Linked DNA regions of Homo sapiens: region 1 is linked to region 2. Evidence: read pairs that join two places in POLR2A ChIA-PET (ENCODE). Cell type or tissue: IMR-90. All regions are shown on one strand. Each heading gives the region's core, and the rest is flanking DNA. Links, peaks and the distances in the headings are about the cores only. Region 1 has its middle 8.8 kb from the start of PCED1A. Region 2 overlaps PTPRA (protein tyrosine phosphatase receptor type A).

What was found. Peaks named below come from ENCODE experiments on the same cell type or tissue, not always from the same donor. Only the 100,000 strongest peaks of a DNase experiment are listed, where the experiment ranks them.
Region 1: POLR2A ChIA-PET joins it to region 2 with 6 read pairs; 4 of 35 experiments call an interaction of 5 or more read pairs at or near these places.

Annotation. Positions count from the first base shown.
Region 1 is chr20:2,829,122-2,834,507 of GRCh38, forward strand. No RefSeq gene overlaps it. Among named protein-coding and RNA genes, the nearest start is that of PCED1A, 8.8 kb to the right of the region's middle. RefSeq lists an enhancer at 2,847-3,347. In IMR-90, for the core only: no CTCF peak of the experiment used is centred there; a DNase peak (open chromatin) is centred at 3,080; H3K27ac peaks cover 771 bases.
Region 2 is chr20:2,935,794-2,941,179 of GRCh38, forward strand. All of the region lies in intron 2 of PTPRA (protein tyrosine phosphatase receptor type A), which reads left to right. Among named protein-coding and RNA genes, the nearest start is that of PTPRA, 65 kb to the left of the region's middle. RefSeq lists a silencer at 1,250-1,544. In IMR-90, for the core only: no CTCF peak of the experiment used is centred there; no DNase peak of the experiment used is centred there.

The DNA of each region.
Region 1 (5,386 bases), core at 319-5,318, 110 kb before region 2:
TAAAATTGTACAACTACTTTTGAAAAATTGTTTGGCAGTTTCTTAAAATGTTAAACATACACCTACCATATAATCTAGCCATTTCATTCTTAGGTAAAAATGAAAACATATATCCATACAAAGACTTGTATATAAATGTTCATAGCAGCTTTACTTATAATAGTCAGAAGCTGAAGATAACTCAAATGTCCATCAATAGGTGAATGGAGAAATGTTGATATATCATTACAACTGAATACTAGTCAGCTATAAAAAGGAATAAATTGTTGATACAACATGGATGAATTTCCAGTTGTTCCATTAATCCCATTCATTAGGATGAGTGAAAGACGCCAGATGAAAAAAAGAGTATCCATAAGCAGGAGTTGAACAATGAGAACACATGGACACCAGGAGGCAAACAACACACACCAGGGCCAGTCAGGAGGTGGGTGGCGAGGGGAAGGAGAGCATTAGGACAAATAGCTAATGCGTGCGGGGCTCAACACCTAGATGACCAGTTGATAGGTATAGCAAACCACCGTGGTGCACGTATACCTAGGTAACAAGCCTGTATGTTCTGCACTTGTATCCTGGAACTTAAAGTAAAATAATAATAATAATAATAATAAAGAAAGAAAAAAGTATCTATTGAAAGATTCCATCCATATAAAATTCTAGAAAATACAAACTGATCTATAGTAACAGAAAGCAGTAAGTACCCATGATTGCTTGGGGACAGGAGCAGGGGGATATGAGGAAGCTATGGGGAGGAATGAGAGGGAGGAATTATAAAGAGGTAGAAGAATAAATTTCATTATCTTAATTGTGATGATTTCATAGATGTATATATATATCTACTTGTATGTGAAGTCTATTACATGTCAATCCCACTTCAGTAAAAAAGGTTTTTGTTTTGTTTTTTAGAGACAGGGTCTCATTTTGTCACCCAGGCTGGAGTGCAGTGGTGGAATCATGGGTCACCACAGCCTCAAACTTCTGGGCTCAAGTGGTCCTCCTAAGTGATCCTCCTGTTTCAGCCTCCCATGTAGCTGGGACTATAGGCATCCACCACTACATCTAGAGAATTTTTTATTTTTTGTAGAGTCGAAGGTGGGGAGAGGTGTCACTTTGTTGCCCAGACTGGTCTCAAACTTCTGCCTTCAAGTGATCCGCCCACTTCAGCCTTCCAAAGCGCTGAGTTTACAGGTGTCAGCCACCACATCTGGCTGAGCAGGTTTTGCTTTGTTTTGTTTTGTTTTGTTTTTTGAGAGGAGTCTCGCTCTGTCACCCAGGCTGGAGTGCAGTGGTGCAATCTTGGTTCACTGCAAGCTCCGCCTCCTGGGTTCACCCCATTCTCCTGCCTCAGCCTCCCGAGTAGCTGGGACTATTACAGGTGCCCACCACCACGCCTGGCTAATTTTTTGTATTTTTTACTAGAGACAGGGTTTCACTGCGTTAGCCAGGATGGTCTCAATCTCCTGACCCCATGATCCGCCTGCCTCAGCCTCCCAAAGTGCTGGGATTACAGGTGTGAGCCACCATGCCTGGCCCAAGCAGGTTTTTTTTTTTTTTAAAGAATAGGCTCATTTCCTTGCAATCAGAGTTTATCTTTCACTGATGTACCTGTTTAGATATACTTCAATACTGTACTGAACACAGAACCTAGGCAGGGAACTGGGTAATGCAACAGAAGGCAAGTTATCTACTTTTGCTGGGAAACTTCCGATATTATTATTATTAATATTATTATTATTATTATTTTGAGATGGAGTTTCACTCTTGTCGTCCAGACTGGAGTGCAGGGGCGTGATCTTGGCTCACTGCAGCCTCCATCATCCGGGCTCAAGTGATTCTCCTGCCTCAGCCTCCCAAGTAGCTGGGATTACAGGTGTGTGCCACCACACCCGGATAATTTTTGTATTTTTAGTAGAGACAGGGTTTCATCATGTTGGCCAGGATGGTCTCAAACTCCTGACCTCAAGTGATCCACCTGCCTCAGGCTCCCAAAGTGCTGGGATTACAGGTGTGAGCCACTGCGCCTGGCCAAGTTTTACTTTTTTTTTTTTTTGAGATGGAATCTTGCTCTGTTGCCCAGGCTGGGGTGCAGTGGCACGATCTTGGCTCACTGCAACCTCTGTCTCCCAGATTCAAGCAGTTCTCCTGCCTCAGCCTCCTGAGTAGCTAGGATTACAGACATGCGCCACCACGCCTGGCTAATTTTTTTTGTTGTTCTTGGGGTTTTTTTTTTTCTTTTGAGACGGAGTTTTGCTCTTGTTGTCCAGGCTGGAGTGCAGTGCAGTGGCGTGGTCTCAGCTCACTGCAACCTCTGCCTCCCTGGCTCATGTGATTTTCCTACCTCAGCCTTCCAAGTAGCTGGGATTACAGGCATGAACCACCATGCCTGGCTTTTTTTTTTTTTTTTTTTTTTTTCTGAGACAGAGTTTCGCTCTTGTTGCCCAGACTGGAGTGTAGCGCCATGATATTGGCTCACTGCAACCTCTGCCTCCCGGCTCAAGCGATTCTTCTACCTCAGCCTCCCGAGTAGCTTGGCATTACAGGTATGCGCCATCACATCTGGCTAATTTTTGTATCTTTAGTAGAGACGGGGTTTCACCATGTTGGTTGGGCTGGTCGCAAACTCCTGACCTCAAGTGATCTGCCCGCCTTGGCCTACAGGGGTGAGCCACTGCGCCTGGCTGAAGTTTTACTTTTCTTAAAGAGAATTTTTTTTTTCCTGGAAAATAAGTGCTGACATCACAACTGAAGTGCTCATGCATCTTTTACTCCTTTCAGGAATACCTTGGTATGGCAAATGAATGGACACAGAGTCCATTCTTTAAAACCAATTCCATGAATGAGAGGAAGTCAATGTAAGATTGTCTTCTTAAATGATCTGTCAATGGTCAAATGTGAATGGTTTTTGAGACAATGAAGTTTGAGTTCTCTCTTGCTTAACTAGCAAATAGTGGGCCTACATACCAGGGCAACTTAAGATTTCCATTATTTTCACATCTCAAAAAAAAAAAAAGGAAAAAAAAGGGAAACGATTTAAATGTAAGTGATGACTCATATAAGTGATGACTCATATAAGGCTATTTGTAAGTTTCTTGCTTCCCAGTCGGGACTGAATAAAATCTACAACAGATGAGTCAAATTTTTAAGCTTTTTGTACCATATGCTTATATGACAACAAACTGAGAAACATTTACCTCCTTTATTCTATTCTTTTTTTTTTTTGAGACGGAGTCTCACTTCTGTTGCCCAGGCTGGAGTGCAGCAGTGCGATCTTGGCTCACTGCAAGCTCCGCCTCCCGGGTTCACGCCATTCTCCTGCCTTAGCCTCCTGAATAGCTGGGACTACAGGCGCCCGCCACCACACCTGGCTAATTTTTTGTATTTTTAGTAGAGACGGGGTTTCACGTGTTAGCCAGGATGGTCTCGAACTCCTGACCTCATGATCTGCCTGCCTCGGCCTCCCAAAGTGCTGGGATTACAGGCATGAGCCACCACGCCCGGCCCCTTTATTCTATTCTTATGATAAATTTCAAGTTTAAAGAGATTAAGCTATTTCCATAAATTTTAAAGGAATGTAAGAAAGTTTTAAGGACAAAGGTGTTGGGACATTGCAGTAAAGGTTATGAAACCTCACCGTGGGCCATGCCAGCCACATAGAAAAATGGGTTGGAAATTAAAAATATGGAGGTAGGGCCAAGCATGGTGGCTCACACCTATAATCCTAGCACTTTGGGAGGCTGAGGCAGGCAGATCACTTAAGCCCAGGAGTTCGTGACAAGCCTGGGCAACATTGTGACACCCCATCTCTACCAATCAATCATTCAATCAATAAGCTAGGCATGGTGGTGTGTGCCTGTAGTCCCAACTATTTGGGAAGCTGAGGTTGGGAGGATCACTTAATCCTGGGAGGCGGAAGTTGCAGTGAGCTGTGATGGCACCACTGCATTCCAGCCTGGACAACAGATACCTTGTCTCTCTATGCGTATGTGTGTGTATATATATGTATTTTTATACATTATATTTATATAAACATAATGTATTTCTATAATAAATATATATATTTATAAATTATATTCATATGTATATATTTTTATATATACATATAGTATACATAATATATATATGTATATATATAAATACATATGTATGGCAGTAGAATGAAGGGGATATTGAGCACATTTGAGGAGTCTCCAGGTTTCTTAGTGTGAAAGCTCCAGAACTGGGATGGGATTTGAAGCAAGTGAAAAAGGCTTGGCTTGGCTCAGTAGGGAAGGTGACAGGATTCCTGGAGAACAGGATGGAAAACAACAGAGATCTCACTGAGGCTGCGTCACTCAAATTACTTTTTCCTGCAAATCAATCCAGGTGTACAGTTTTCTCCAGCAATATCAGGAAGCCCCAGAATCAGAGGCACAAAGGTGTCTGAAGAGAGAAAAGTGTTTTGAGAAGGAAAGGCAGAGTGACAAGGGGTTGGGCAAACTGGATACAGCTGAAGACGGCTGCCCCAAGGATGGGTTTTTGTTAAAGAAAAGAAAAAAATCAATTTGGGGGCTGAGCACAGTGGCTCACATGTGTTGTCCCAGCACTTTGGGAAGTCAAGGTGGGAGGATTGCTTGAGGTTAGGAGTTCAAGGCCAGTCTGGGCAACATATAAAGACCTTGTTTTTATATTTTAAAAAAAAGTGAAAAAATAAATTTAAAAAATCAAATGTTGCAAATAATGATTAAAAATCTTATCTCACAAGAAGCTTTCCTTCATTTTTGTATGTCCCTTCTCCTTTTTGTTTATACCAGAGAAAGCTGAACTTAAAAGTTTCAGAACTGTGCTGACGCTTTTGTACACTGTCTCATTTGGTTCCTCTAAAGGGTTTTATTAAGTCACATTGTCTGTGTCAGTTTCCAGCACCAGTGTATTGATTCATTAGCTTCCCTTCATTTGCATTTAGTCTAGTAGATGGCTAGCAAGGATCAACACTTTTCTGGTCTGCTATTTCCATCTCCTTTTGTGTGAGATGTTATGTCCTTCAACAAGGTAAAATTTCATTAATAAGTATGGAAAGTTAATACAAGAATTCTGCATCCTTCTCTTCTATCCATTCTAATTCAAAATTATTTACGGGGTCTTCATGTTACCTTATATTTCTGCCCTCACATCACTTATCAGTCCACTGCCATGCTCCATCCCTCACACCACCCCACATTTTAGTTCACACTCCACTACTGACGTTCTTTGTACAGTCATGAACCTAGGATCAAGACTACCTGTTAAAGCTGAAATCCTATACCTCCCTGCTTTCAACTTCTGCATGGAGCTTAAAACAGTGTCTCTACCACCACCCCTATCCTGGCACCCACCTTGGATTTTGTCTCCCTCAGCTCCTTTTTTGTCT
Region 2 (5,386 bases), core at 331-5,330:
CACCTGAAGTCAGGAGTTTGACACTAGCCTGACTGCCATGGTAAAACCCCATCTCTACTAAAAATACAAAAAAATTAGCCGGGCGTGGCTGTGCATGCCTATGATCCCAGCTACTTGGGAGGCTGAGAGGCAGGAGAATCACTTGAACCCGGGAGGCAGAGGTTGCAGTAAGCCAAGATCTCGCCATTGCACTCCAGCCTGGGCGACAAGAGTGAAAATCCAACTCAAAAAAAAAAAAAATCGTTTGTAGAGACAGGGTCTCACAATATTGACCAGTCTGGTCTCAAACTCCTGGCTTCAGGCAGTCTTCCTGTCTTGGCCTCCCAAAGTGCTGACATTATAGCCATGAGCCCCTGCACCCAGCCTTATTTTTAATTTTTTGAGGAACCTCCATACATGTTTTCCATAATGGCTGTACTTATTTACCTTCTCACCTTATTGTATAATGGTGCATATCTCAGAATGTGTCCTTACTGAGTGACACATAACTATATTTGAAGTAAGTTTCTTATAGATAGCATATAGTTGGGTCTTTTCTTTTCTTTTTTTAATAGAGACAGGGTCTTGCTATGTTGCCCAGGCTGGTTTTGAACTCCTGGGCTCAAGCAGTATGCCTGCCTGGGCCTCCCAAAGTGTTGGTATTATAGGCATGAGCCACCATGCCTGGCCTAGGTCTTTTTTTTTTGAGACAGGGTCTCACTTTTGTCACCCAAGCTGGAGTGCCGTGGTGCAATCATGGCTCACTGCAGCCTCAACCTCCTAGGCTCAATCAGCCCTCCACCTCAGCCTCCTGAGTAGCTGGGATTACAGATGCATGCCATCATGCCTGGCTAATTTTTGTTTTGTTTGGGGTTTTTTTGGTAGAGACAGGGTTTTGCCATGTTGCCCAGGCTGGTCTCGAAGTCTTGGGCTGAAGTGATCCACCTACCTTGGTCTCCCAAAGTGCTGGGATTACAAGCGTAAACCATTACACGTGGTCTAGTTGGGTTCTTTTTTAAAAGAATCAGTTCTACTAATTTCTTTTCGTTGGTATGTATAAACCATTTATATTTAATATAATTATTGATACTTTGGATTTAAATTTGCCATTTTTGTTTCATTCATTATTTTTGTTCTTCTGTTTCCCCTTTCCTGTTTTACAGTGGGTTCCTTGAACATTTTTTAATATTTCATTTTGAGTGTATCTCTTTATAAAGTTTTTTGTGTGATTGCTCTAGGAATATATATGTAGATAACTTATTACAGTCTATTAATATCAACTTTTTACCACCTTAAGTAGAATGTAGTTAGTTTTAGTAGAAGGAATCTTTTAGTTCCTTCTACCTTTCTTCTTCTTTTTTTTTTTTTTTGAGACGGAGTCTTGCTCTGTCATCAGGTTGGAGTGCAGTGGCGTGATCTCAGCTCATTGCAATCTCCACCTCCCGGGTTCAAGCCATTCTCCTGCCTCAGCCCCTCCGAGTAGCTGGGATTACAGGTGCATGCCACCACACCCAGCTAATTTTTGTATTTTTAGTAGAGATGAGGTTTCACCATGTTGGCCAGGATGGTCTCGATTTCCTGACCTCGTGATCTGCCGGCCTCAGCCTCCCAAAGTGCTGGGATTACAGGCATGAGCCATTGTGCCTGGCACACCTTCCTTCTTTATGGTACAGTTGTCTTAAATATTACCTCTACATACAAGGAGAACCACTTCAGGGACTGCTATAATTTTTACTTTCAACCATCAAACATAATCTTTAAAACTCAAGAGAAGAATTGCTTAATTAGTGTATGTATGTGTGTCTGTATATGAATAAACATATATATATGCATAACATATATATGGATATATGCATATATAGACACACACACACCCTTTCCATTGCTTTTTCTTTACTTCTATTTGAGGTTTTCTTCTGTTATCATTTACTTCCTTTCTGATAGAGTTTCTTTAGCCATTCTTTTCAAAGCTGATCTGTTGGTGACACATTTTTAGTTTTGTTCATCTGCCAGTATTTGTATTTCATTTTTATTTCTGAAGGATATTTTCACTGTCTATAGAATTTTAGCTTGATAGTTATTTTCTTTCAGCATTTGAAAAATATTGTATCCATCCTTGTGGTTTCCATGGTTCCTGATGAAAAATCTGTTGTCTTTCAAATTGTTATTCTCCTATGAGTGATATGTTGTTTCTCTCTAATTGATTTCAGGACTTTTCTTTAGTTTTTAGAAGTTTGATTCTGTAAGTTTATATCTAAATCTGAGGCTGAGTGTGGTGGCTCATGCCCATAATCCCAACACTTTGAGAGGCCAAGGTAAGAGGATTTCGTGAGTCCAGGAGTTTGAGACCAGCCTGGACAACATAGTGAGACCCCACCTCTAAAACAGATAGATAGATAGTTGATTTTGTTTTTGTTTTTTCCTTTTTTTGAGACGGAGTCTTGCTGTGTCACCCAGGCTGGAGGGCAGTGGCTCGATCTTGGTTCACTACAACCTCCGCCTCCTGGGTTCAAGCAATTCTCCTGCGTCAGCCACCCAAGTAGCTGGGATTACAGGCACCCGCCACCACACCCAACTCATTTTTTGTATTTTTAGTACAGATGGGGTTTCACCATGTTGGCCAAGCTGGTCTCGAACTCCTGACCTCAGGTGATCCCCCTGCCTCAGCCTCCCAAAATGCTGGGATTACAGATGCGAGCCACCGTACCCAGTAGACAGTTTTTAGCCATTATTTCTTAAATTTTTTTTTTTCATCTCTCCATTCATTCTCTTACTCTTGGGACCCTGATAGCATGAATGTTAGATCTTTGTTATTATCCCACAGGACTTTGAAACTGTGTTCATTTCTTTTCAATCTACTTTCTCTCTTGTACAGACTGGATGATTTCCATTCATTTAAGTTTACTAATTGTTTCCTTTATCATTTTTCTTTTGCTGTTGAGCCCATCCAGTGGGTCTTTTTAATTTCAGAAATTTTATTTTTAAAAATTCCATTTGGTACTCCTTATGTCTTCTATATGCTGAGTGTTTATAATGTCTTGTTTGAGCAGTTTCATGAGCGCTGTTTTAAATTCTTTTCAAATAATTCCAAAATCTATATTATCTTGGTATTGTCATCTGTTGATTGCCTTTTTTCATTCAAGTTGAGATTTTCATGTTCCTGGTATAATGAGTAATGTTGGATTGCATCCTAGCACTTGGAATATTGTGCTATGAGATTCTGGTTCCTGTTTAAATTTTTATATTTAACAGTCAACCTGTTTAGGTTTAGAACACATACCCTGTCCCACTTTTGTCGACTGTGGTTCAGTTTTCAGTCTTGTTTTACTCTTATGGTCTGTGCTACCGAAAGGCCAGTCTGAAATTTAGGTGTTATTCCGGAGCAGTGTTCAGTTCTTATGCCTTTTGCTGTGTTGTTTCTGGTCATTTTTACACATGGGTTGCTCAGAGGCACTTTTAGGATTTCATACACAGATTCAGAGAATTCATTTCTCTAGCTCTCTCCTCACCATAATCCTTTCCCAATTCTGTAGTTTTGCTGGGATTAGGACTCCATCTGGTTATTCCAGGGTAGAGAAAGATGAGTTCACCCACATTCTCTGCAGCTGTAACATGGAGAAGAGGGGAAAGGCGTGCCACCTCATTATGGCAGAGTTGTGTTGGAAGGCAGAATGCTGTTCACAATTTCTGGGCCACAGTGTCTGGTGAGGAAAAGGAGGGGTACCTCCTCCCCTTTTTTAGTTTGCCTGGTCAAAATGTTTTTGTCTGCTGAGCTGCCCCTTTCCCAGTTCTTTACCTAGAGAGGGCAGGCTTTTCTTGGCACTTTCTTGTCTGTGCTTACTGGATCTTTCAGATTGTGGCTTCAGAGCTTGGGCTAGGACATATTAGAAGTTAAACCAAACCAAACAAAAAAGTAGGGAGCTTCCTGTTGGGTCAGTCCTCATGTCCCCTGGTCCCTAGCCAATCTACCTTCTTTTTTCTACTTTTCAGAATTTTTCTGTCACTTGTGTCATGAATTTCATCTAGAATGTTCGGTTATAATCGGTGGGAAGGGCTGGGCGCGGTGGCTGACGCCTACAATCCCAGCACTTTGGGAGGCCAAGGCGAGCGGATCACCTGAGGTGAGGAGTTCGAGACCAGCCTGGCCAACATGGTGAAACCCCGTCTCTACTAAAAATACAAAAAAAATTAGCCGGGCATGGTGGGGGACGCCTGTAATCCCAGCTACTTGGGAGGCTCAGATAGGAGAATCGTTTGAACCCAGGAGGTGGAGGTTGCAGTGAGCTGAGATCGCGCCACTGCGCTCCAGCCTGGGCAAGAAGAGCAAAACTCCATCTCAAACAAAAACAAAAACAAAAACAAATCAGTGGGAGGAATAGGGTGGAATATGCTTACTCCATCTTTTCCTGAACTGTAAATCCCTGCTGCAATTTTAAATTATGAACTTTAGTTCCAGTAGTTTTTTTTAACCTATGTACGTAGTCTTTCAAATACAAATAACAGTTAAGGGGTTTTCCCCCAATAATTATATCTTGTTTTCTTTTCTTTTCTTTTTTTTTTTTTTAAAGAGACCGGGTCTCGCTGTATCGCCTAGGCTGGACTTGAACTCCTGTGCTCAGGCAATCCTCCTCCCTCAGCCTTCCAAGTATCTGGGACTACAGGCATATACCCCCATACCTAGCTGTTTTCTTATCCCATTATCTACTTTTAGAACAAGGATTGGCAAACTATAATCTGTTTCCCATATCCAGCTCACTGCTTATTTTGGTATGGCAGACAAGCTCAGAATAGGTTTTCCTTTTTTTTGGAGACAGGTCTCACTTTGTCACTGAGGCTGGAGTGCATTGGTGTAAACACAGCTCACTTCAGCCTCGACCTCCCAGGCTCATGGGATCCTCCTGTCTCAGAGAGAAAAAGAGAGAGAGAAAAAAAGAAATTATATGAAATTCAAATTTCAGCGTTTTATTAGAATATGCCATGTTCATTTGTTTATATATTGTCTGTGGCTGCCTTCATGGTACGACAGCAGAGTTGAGTAGTTGAAGCAGAGACTTAATTGCCAGCCCTTTTTCCAGATGATTTGTAAATCCTAGAAGTGAAACCATTGTCCCTTTCTTGTCCTGCTTTAGTGATACTGATATTTCAAGATACATAATTTTCTTGGGTGAAAGTTTCTTTTGTTTCTGGTTTCTAGGTATTTGTGAGATATTTCTCTCACAAAACGTGTTCTTTTCTTCTGGTTTTTTTTTGGGGGTTTTTTTTGTTTCTTTGGTTTTTTGAGACAGTCTCGCTCTGTCACCCAGGCTGGAGTTCAGTGGCGCGATCTCAACTCACTGCAACCTCTGCCTCCTGGGTTCAAGCAGTTCTCCTGCCTCGGCCTCCCTAGTAGCTGGGATTACAGGTGCCT